Linked DNA regions of Homo sapiens: region 2 is linked to region 1. A link is an interaction called in ENCODE POLR2A ChIA-PET data of the cell type or tissue named here. Cell type or tissue: A673. All regions are shown on one strand. Links, peaks and the distances in the headings refer to the core of each region. The heading gives the core; the rest is flanking DNA.

The links. ChIA-PET counts read pairs that join two places held together with the same protein. Peaks named below come from ENCODE experiments on the same cell type or tissue, not always from the same donor. Only the 100,000 strongest peaks of a DNase experiment are listed, where the experiment ranks them.
Region 2: POLR2A ChIA-PET joins it to region 1 with 5 read pairs; 7 of 35 experiments call an interaction of 5 or more read pairs at or near these places.

The regions. Positions count from the first base shown.
Region 1 is chr11:27,210,896-27,215,858 of GRCh38, forward strand. All of the region lies in intron 2 of BBOX1-AS1 (BBOX1 antisense RNA 1), which reads right to left. Among named protein-coding and RNA genes, the nearest start is that of BBOX1-AS1, 5.4 kb to the right of the region's middle. RefSeq lists an enhancer at 4,943-4,963. In A673, for the core only: no CTCF peak of the experiment used is centred there; a DNase peak (open chromatin) is centred at 2,626; H3K4me3 peaks cover 465 bases; H3K27ac peaks cover 2,292 bases.
Region 2 is chr11:27,270,905-27,275,867 of GRCh38, forward strand. No RefSeq gene overlaps it. Among named protein-coding and RNA genes, the nearest start is that of BBOX1-AS1, 55 kb to the left of the region's middle. In A673, for the core only: no CTCF peak of the experiment used is centred there; no DNase peak of the experiment used is centred there.

The DNA.
Region 1 (4,963 bases), core at 1,092-3,591:
TTCTACAACGGAGCAAATCCCAAAACTGGCCTTCAGGCCCCCAGACTTGGCCTAGACTTGGTAGAGAAGATGAGGACAGGACTGATCAGAGGGATGTTTCTGATATTCTATCATTCTGTGGTCACGGCAACATCAATACCTTGTGGATATGGACCAAGGCTTATAGTTTCCTGTCCAATAAAAGAGAATCTGGCTGGCCACAGTGGCTCAAACCTATAATCCCAACACTTTGGGAAGCCCAGGCAGGGGATCACTTAAGCCCAGGAGTTTCAGATCAGCACAGGTAACGTAGTGAAACCTCATCTCTACTGAAAAAACTAAAAGTTAGTCAGATGTGTTGGCATGTTCCTGTAGTCCCAGATACTGAGGAGGCTGAGGCAAGAGGATCACTTGAGCCTAGGAGTTCGAGGCTATAGTGAGCTATGATCGCACTACTGCATTCAGCCTGTTCAACAGAGTGAGACCTTGTCTCAAAGAAAGAAAAAAAAAAGATGGAAAAATAGGTCTTAATATTATACGTTTGCTGCGGAGATTAAAGGAGATTGCATGCTCACAGTCTGTGACCCATAGTAAGTGTTCAATACATGCAACTGCTATTATTACGAGCTAAGAAGGGACTAAGAACCAAAATCAATGTTTCTTCCTGTTATAACATAACCCTCCCACCTGAATGTCTGCCCCCTTGTGGTGTTGCCAGGGAATGCTAGGATTTATCTGGCTATCTTTCAATGCCTAATATGACACCTAATTTGAAATCACCTGGCACTCGCACACACAATGTACGCTCTTTTCCTTAAATCCAGATTGTACCTATTTACCTGGACGTATCCAGAACTTGCACTGTGGCCTTTTCCAGATGCAATCCAGCTTTTAAGATTTTATGTGTAATCCCCATCTCTCCCGACCTTACTGGACTTTGCCTCTGGACTCTCTGGAGTATGAGTCCAAGCAGCCCTCATAGACTCTGGCATGGGTTTGTCTGCTGACTCTCCTGGCTCCCCACTTCCTTGATAGGAAGTTCTCGTCATGTCTTCAAGTTCCTCTCAGCTGAGACCACAGCCAACTAGCCAGCTGGCTTCCTGGTTGAACAACCAACACCCCTGGGTCCAGCACAGAAATGGTACCCAGGAAAAGTGTATGGAATCCAGTGTCCTTATGTTTCCTGTCCATTTCCAGTTCATCACTGGGATGGGGCTGAGACCTTATCCTCAACAAGGCTAAAACCTCCTCTGAAATGGCTATGTGCCTCACACCAAAGGACAAGAAAATTGCCCATTGGTAGGCAAATGTGAGTGTGGGAGTGAACCCCAAAAACCTATCAATTACCCTGACCCGAAAAAACACTATCAATGTAAAATGCAGCCCAGAGAATAAACATATCCCAAACCAGTTTCAAAGTGTGATTGACACCAGATAAATTCATTTTGGGGGGACCATGTTAAAAAGGGGAAGGGAGAAACTCGTTGAGCACCATATGCCTGACATGTTCTCACATAATCCACACAACATCCTGTAACCTTGATAGCTCTGTCTTTAAGGTGAGCTGTGAAACTCAGATCAGATTAGTAATTTACCCCAAAAGTTACATATTAAGTGACCAAACATGGATTCAAGCCCATATCTGTCTCCAAGCCCAAGGTCTAAGAACTCTCATTCTCCCATACTAGCCATAAAAAGGTAAAACTCCCCTTCTAGAGATGATTACCCATAACATCTCCCCTTGGTAGACACTCTGTCTTCTCCTTTCCTCTGCAGACTTTCTGTTGAGATCCTGCCCAGCCAACCAGCCAGCGGGCTTTATTCTTCTTAAGGCCTTTAAGAAGGCCCTCTCTACTTAGAAAGGCAGTAGCATAGAGCACAGTCATTAAATCTGGTTCCAGAGCCAGGTAGCCTAGGTTCAAATCCCAGTGCCACTACTTACCAGCTTTGTGACATTGGACAAGGTATTTAGAGTGTCTGTGCCTCAGTTTTCTCTTCTGTAAAGTAGGGGCAATAGTAGTAACCTATCTCACGGGTGGTTGTGAAGATTGACCGAGTTCATATGGGGCTGACATATATTAAGTGCTCAGTAAGTTTTAGCTACCAGTATTACAAGTTAATTTTATAAAAATTTGACAAGGCATTATAAATTTCATTGGGCAGATGAGGAAACTGAGGCAGAGGACGGTTAATATCTTGTCCATGGTCACACTGCTTATCACAGGGAAAGCCAGGATCAGTTGAAAAGAAAAGGGGGGTCTCCCAATTCCTTACCCAGGGCACTCTGTCCTCCTGCTCACTTAACCAAGAGGCAGAAAAAGCAATTTACCTGTTAATACAAGACATAATCTCCCCTCCCTGATGTTCTCCCTGTCACATGAACCACAAAGAAGTCACCACAAACATCCATTTATTTATAAACCTACAACATTAGCCTCTTCACTTAAAAGCCTCTTGGTAACTTGCTGGTTAAAAGCGTTTCAGATTCTGTCAGAGAAACAAGCTCACACTGACATCTTGTCTCCATATGCCTTTGAAAACCTGCTGAGAGTCCCTTAATCCCTCGCTGAGGAACGTTCCTCTGCACTGTGTTCTTCTAAGGTTTCCACCGTTGGGTGTGGGTATTTTCTGAAAGCTCTCTCTTTTGAAAAATTCCCATGCTTTGAGTCATGCCAAAATCAGAGGGAAATGAATGCTGCCAAAAGTCCCAACATTTACATAAGCTCTTAATCAGCCCTCTGGTTCATTACAGTGTGACATATCAGTTACACTGCTGTTCAGGCAAAGAAATGGGGTCTTGGAATCTGCAGAGGGCCCTGGAAAATTGTGTTCTCTGAGTGGAAGTGGAGCAGGTTCCAGCTTCTCCCTTTATAAAAGTTCGATCTTGGCTGCATTTGTGTTTACGTATTTAGTAAATATTTATTGGTTTCTTAATATGGGGACCATAATAATTGATGGAGAGACAATAATAAGTAAAAAAGATATGACCCCTGACTTTATGAAGCTTATAGTCTAGATGGACAACAGACACTAATCAAAATAAAGGATACTGTGAGAGTATCTAGTGGGGGACATAAACTTGACCCCATCTGGGGTTCAAGAAAAGCTTCTGCTAGTGAATGATGTTTCACCTGGAATCTGTAGGTCTGGGGAGCAGGAACGTCTAGGCAGTGTAGTACAAAGCGGGGTAGATGAAGTAGAGAGAGCAGAGAAAATGAAGATAGATGAAGCCAGTGAGCTAAGTACATCTTTATTTTAGAGCTATGGGAAACCACTGAGAGCCTGTAGCCACCGTGTCTAAGGGCGTCACCATCCTGATTATTATAAAATATTCTCCCTGTATTATGGTTATTTCCCTGTCATCTCCTACCCTGATTGGCATAATAGCTACTATTTTGCTAGCACTATTTTATATATACACATATATATATTCACATTATATGTGTTTTTATATACAGAGAGACTACACACACACACACACACACACACACATATGGTCTCACCAATCCTCACCCCAACTCTATAAAGAATATACTATCATTATGCCCATTTTACCGATGAAAAGAAGGCTCAAAGACAGCAAATAATCTGCCTATGACTACACAGATGAGACAGGTTGGAAGGCAGGTCTCTCTGATTCCAAGGTCCAAGTTTTTAACAAGTCAATACTGCAAGTTCCCTGCAGTCAGCAGCTGGGTCTTTCTGATTCTGCTTGGTTTGCTAATGCCTGGCCCACAGGCATTACAGGTGTATGGAACTAACTTCCTTGCTTGTCCAAGCCTCCTGTCCCCTACTCCTCACCTAATCATAGGTGACGCTTCTAAAGCCCTTACTTACTGCATGCCAGCTATGGTTCTAGTACTTCATGCATATTTGCTCATTTTCATTTTTGCCGCAACCTATGAAGTAGGTACTATTATTTTCATCCTCTCCATTTTTCAGATAAGAGAACTGAGTTGCAGAAGCATTAATAGCTTCACCAAGGACACACAGTAATAAGCGGCCCAACAAAGATTCTAACCCAGGCCGACTGGATCCAGAGCTTGGACTCCTAACAACTAGAGATTATTGTTCCTTTCGCAATCCAGCCACATGAACCTCCTTTATATTTAATGCAAAATATGCATTGTTTTTCACCTCCAGCCTTCTCAAATGTCAATGTCTCTTCCTATGCATTCGCCTACTCCACCTAACCTCACTTTCCCTTGGGCTCCCTCCTATCCATCCTCCAGGATTCTTGGTCAGGGTCAGCTGCCCCTTCTGTGTGTGCTACCCCATCACCCTGTGCTTCCCCTTCCCAGCACTCAGCACATAAACTGGGTATTTCAACTACAGGTTCTCTGTCCACCTCCCACCCTTGACTTGAAGCTGCACAGGACAGGGTCCAAGCTACCCAGGCATTTCTATATCTACAATGCCTGCAGCTTGGCGGGGGCTCTATCATTACTGTGAAATGACCAGATACATTTATAAATAAGTGAATAAATTTGAATAGTTTTTTTGTACCCCAAAGTGGTTACACATAGCAGGCCTCATTCAGTGTTGCTGAATGAAGAGTCAAGCGTATAATGTTATTCCAGAATTAAATTTTTACTTGTGGTTTTCTTTTTCTCCCTCTTTGTTTTCAAAGCCCAAAGAAAGATGACAGAAGAACAAAGATGAAGGAGGAGGCCACTGGTTTACAGGAAGGGTAAAGGACAACGACTATCCAGATTTTTCTTCCAACTTTACTTTAAGAAAAAAAAAAAAACAAAAAACTTGAGGTCCTCCTAAACCACAGGCATTTGAGCAGTCTGAGGGGTAGCCTCCTGGACTCCTTGTCTACCTGTCTCTCCTGAAGCTTGGAACCTGCAACAGCAGGCCCAGGGGCTCCACTGAGAGTGCTGGAGGCTCTGAAATGGAGCACGGAAGCTGGCGTGAGCTGTGATTGTTCCTGAGCCGCAAGGACAGTGGCTGTTCTGGGCACTTCAGGAAGTACTTGCTC
Region 2 (4,963 bases), core at 1,145-3,644, 60 kb after region 1:
CAGTTCTGTTCTGATCTTAGTTATTTCTTACCTTCTGCTGGCTTTTGAATTTGTTTGCTCTTGCCTTTCTAGTTCTTTTAATTGTGATGTTAGGGTGTCGATTTTAGATCTTTCTTGCTTTCTCCTGTGGGCATTTAGTGCTGTAAATGTCCCTCTAAACACTGCTTTAGCTGTGTCCCAGAGATTCTGGTATGTTGTGTCTTTGTTCTCATTGGTTTCAAATAACTAATTTATTTCTGCCTTCATTTCGTTATTTACCCAGTAGTCACTCAGGAGCAAGTTGTTTAGTTCCCATGTAGTTGTCAGGTTTTAAGTGAGTTTCTTAATCCTGAGTTCTAATTTGATTGCACTTTGGTCTGAGAGACTGTTTGTTAGGATTTCTCTTCTTTTGCATTTGCTGAGGAGTGTTTTACTTCCAATTATGTGGTCAATTTTAGAATAAGTGTGACGTGGTGCTGAGAAGAATGTATATTCTGTTGATTTTGGGTGGAGAGTTCTGTAGATATCTATTAGGTTTACTTGGTCCAGAGCTGAGTTCAAGTCCTGAACATCCTTGTTAGTTTTCTGTCTTGTTTATCTGTCTAATATTAACAGTGGGGTGTTAAAGTCTCCCACTATTATTGTGTGGGAGTCTAAGTCTCTTTGTAAGTCTCTAAGAACTTGCTTCATCAATCTGGGTGCTTCTGTGTTGGGTGCATATATATTTAGGATAATTAGCTCTTCTTGTTGCATTGATCCCTTTACCATTATGTAATGCCCTTCTTTGTCTTTTTTGATCTTTGTTGGCTTAAATCTGTTTTATCAGAGACTAGGATTGCAACCCCTGCTTTTTTTTGCTTTCCATTCACTTGGTGTATATTCCTCCATCCCTTTATTTGAGCCTATGTGTGTCTTTACACGTGAGATGGGTCTCCTGAATACAGCACACTGATGGGTCTTGACTCTTTATTCAGTTTGCCAGTCTGTGTCTTTTAATTGGGACATTTAGCCCATTTACATTTAAGGTTAATATTGCTATGTGTGAATTTGATCCTGTCACTATAATGCTAGCTGGTTATTTTGCTCGTTAGTTGATGCAGTTTCTTCATAGCATCAACGGTCTTTACAATTTGGTATGTTTTTGCAGTGGCTGGTACCGGTTCTTCCTTTCCATATTTAATGCTTCCTTCAGGAGCTCTTGTAAGGTAGGCCTGGTGGTGACAAAATCTCTCAGCATTTGTTTGTCCGTAAAGGATTTTATTTCTCCTTTGCTTATGAAGCTTAGTTTGTCTGGATATAAAATTCTGGGTTGAAAATTCTTTAAGAATGTTGAATATTGGCCTTCACTCTCTTCTGGCTTGCAGGGTTTCTGCAGAGAGATCTACTATTAGTCTGATGGGCTTCCCTTTGTTAGTAACCCAACCTTTCTCTCTGGCTGCCCGTAACAGTTTTTCCTTCATTTTAACCTTGGTGAATCTGACAATTATGTGTCTTGGGGTTGCTGTTCTCGAGGAGTATCTTTGTGGTGTTCTCTGTATTTCCTGAATTTGAATGTTGGCCTATCTTGCTAAGTTGGGGTAATTCTCCTGGATAATATCCTGAAGAGTGTTTTCCAACTTGGTTTCATTCTCCCCGTCACTTTCAAGTACACCAATCAAACATAGGTTTGGTCTGTTCACATAGTCCCATATTTCTTGGAGGCTTTGTTCATTCCTTTTCATTCTTTTTTCTCTAATCTTGTCTTCATGCTTTATTTCATTAAGTTGAATTTCAATCTCTGATATCCTTTCTTCTGCTTGATTGATTCAGCTGTTGATACTTGTGTATGCTTCATGAAGTTCTAGTGCTGTGTTTTTCAGCTTCATCAGGTCATTTATGTTCTTCTCTAAACCTGTTATTCTAGTTAGCAATTCGTCTAACCTTTTTTCAAGGTTCTTAGTTTCCTTGCATTGGGTTAGAACATGCTTCTTTAGCTCAGAGGAGTTTGTTATTACCCACCTTCTGAAGCCTACTTCTGTCAATTCATCAAACTCATTCTCTGTCCAGTTTTGTTCCCTTGCTGGTGAGGAGTTGTGATCCTTTGGAGGAAAAGAGGCATTCTGGTTTTTTGAATTTTCAAACTTTTTGCACTGGTGTTTTCTCATCTTCATGGATTTATCTACCTTTGATCTTTGATGCTGGTGACCTTCAGATGGGGTTTTTATATGAACATCCTTTTTGTTGATATTGATGCTATTCCTTTCTGTTTGTTGGTTTTCCTTCTAATAGTCATGACCCTTTGCTGCAGGTCTGCTGGAGTTTGCTGGAGGTCCACTCCAGACCCTGTTTTCCTGGGTATCACTGGCAGAGGCTGCAGAATAGCAAAGATTGCTGCCTATTCCTTCCTCTGGAAGCTTCGTCCCAGAGGGGCAACCACCAGATGCCAGCCAGAGCTCTTCTGTATGAGGTGTCTGTCAACCCCTGTTGGGAGGTGTCTCCCAGTCAGGAGGCACGGGGGTCAGGGACCCACCTGAGGAGGTACACTGTTCCTTAGCAGAGCTTGAGCACTGTGCTGGGAGATCCACTGCTCTCTTCAGAGCCAGCAGGCAGGAATATTTAAGTCTGCTGAAGCTGCGCCCACAGTTGCCCCTTCCCCCAGGTGTTCTGTCCCAGCAAGATGGGAGTTTTATCTATAAACCCCTGACGGGGGCTGCTGCCCTTCTTTCAGATATGCCCTGCCCAGAGAGGAGGAATCTGGAGAGCAATTTAGTGTACTTCTAAAACACCTCTTTGGAACTTGCCTGGAAAGTCTCAGTATATTCTTTTGGATTTCCTCAATAATGGCAAAATTACGACCTTCAGAAAGAGGGGTTTTGTTGTGTTTTGTTGTTGTTGTTGTTGTTTTGAGACAGGGTCTTGCTCTGTTGCCCAGGCTGGAGTGCAGTGGCATGATCTTGGCTCACTGCAACCTTCTTCCAGGCTCAAGACATCCTCCCACCTCAGCTTCCCAAGTAGCTGGGACTACAGGGGCGTGCCACCATTCCTGGCTAATTTTGTGTGTGTTTTTGTGAAGACGGGGTTTCGCCATGGAGGCTGGTCTCAGACTCCTGGGCTCAAGAGACCCACCCACCTCAGCCTTCCGAACTGTGTGGACTACAGGTGTGAGCCACTGCACATAGCCCAGAAAGTTTTCATTTCTGGAAAAACCATCTGGTATTCAATACCAAAGCTAGTGAACAAGCCTGGAGACCAAGCCAGAGATGGATGTTCAGGTCAAAAATGAGGTGAAATTTTACAGATACCAAATCTATCACATGTCTCCTAACTAGCTCTGGAGAACATTGCAAACATTCTCTGAGCCCTGGCACAAATATGGAAGAAGGTAACAAGCCTACAATATAACCATTTTGAAAGATAAGCCTTGTTCAGTCATTTGAAAACGTGTGAAAAATCAACCTCCAGAAACAAGTACCTCAGAATGGCTATCCCACCTCCCAAATGTATGGTCAATTTAAGCTTGTAAAATGTTTTCCCAAAATTGATCAGGGATGTCCTTTCCAAAAAGTGTCCACTCTAACAGACTTTGCTCTTTTTATTTTGGAGAGCAAGGCTAATAAAGTTGAGGACGTAGGAAAATGGAACCTGAGCTTACCTAGGGTCATGAGTTGTGAAGGCTTTAGAGAAATCTAACAGCTCCCAGGGCTATGCGTGGCTGGAAAAAAATAAATCCCAGCTCCCCAAGACAGCATCATAACGGGTTCCACTTAAGTGTACACATCTGTGGAGCCCACCTCTTTGTGCTCTTTCCCCCAAATCTCCCAGGGCCTGCCCTAGGATTGACAAACAAAACTCACCTCTGAAATTTCATTAGCACCACCAGAATGTTTGCCTCACAGCTTCCAGGTGGGACAGGAGGAGAAAAGGTATTTTCTGAGCCCCACCTTAAATATGCAAGCGCCAAGTTCAAGGAGGAGCTATAGAACCTAGAGCTCTAGATCATGTGACTTTCTCCACAGCCCTTGAAAGACATCAGGAAGAAAAAGGATAAATATACTGGGGGATCCTGGTAAGCCTGTGCCTTGAGGGCTTTCCACCTTCCCACTCTTGACCATCTGGTGTCAAATCCAGTTTCCATTTCTGAATGTCAGTCCAAAAATAAACAATGGTCTAAAAATGTTTTGCCTCCTTGCTAGCACTTGTAAATTAGCCCTCTACTTCCAACCTAGAGTGCAGACATTTCAGCTATTTGGAGCACCATCTCCTCTGTCCTAAATATGAATCAGGAGATACAAAGAACAAAGAAGCCATTAAGTGTCACAGAAATGCACTCTTCACTGTGTCACAGTGGCAACAGAAGTTCAAGGACATTGCAAACACAGTCTGGTCCAGGATGCAGGCAGCATAACCAGAAAGACAACCAAGACTGGAGGAGTCAGAAGTTAAACCAAGATGATAGAGCATGATTTAGGACTGGCACCAATCTGGGAATTGCTCAAAACATGCTAGGTGAACAAAATGCCCCCAAATATGTAGTACCCGGACAATTGATTGAAAGGGGATCTTTTTCCTGGCCCTGGACCTCAGCAACAAATAAAATCAGGGAAGAAGGAGCTCTATACCCATTGCTTATACCACAAGAGAGTTCTTTCTGTCCCAATGGTCTATTGCACTGAAAATCTCAAGTTCCTTCATTTTCACAGTCTTTGGCCAGTCACTTAAACCCATGGCATAAAGTCCTCTAGTCTATCAACTTTCAAACTTTTTGGCCATGGCTCACCTGAGAAATACATTGTATACTATGACCCACTAAACATACTCTCTCTCTTTCTCTCAATATAACTGGAGAGAGAGCTCTAGGCTCTATAGCTCCTCCTTGAAATTCGTGCTTGCATATTTAAGGTGGGGCTCAGAAAATACCTTTTCTCCTCCTGTCCCACCTGGAAGCTGTGAGGCAAACATTCTGGTGGTGCTAATGAAATTTCAGAGCTGAGCTTTTTGTTTGTCA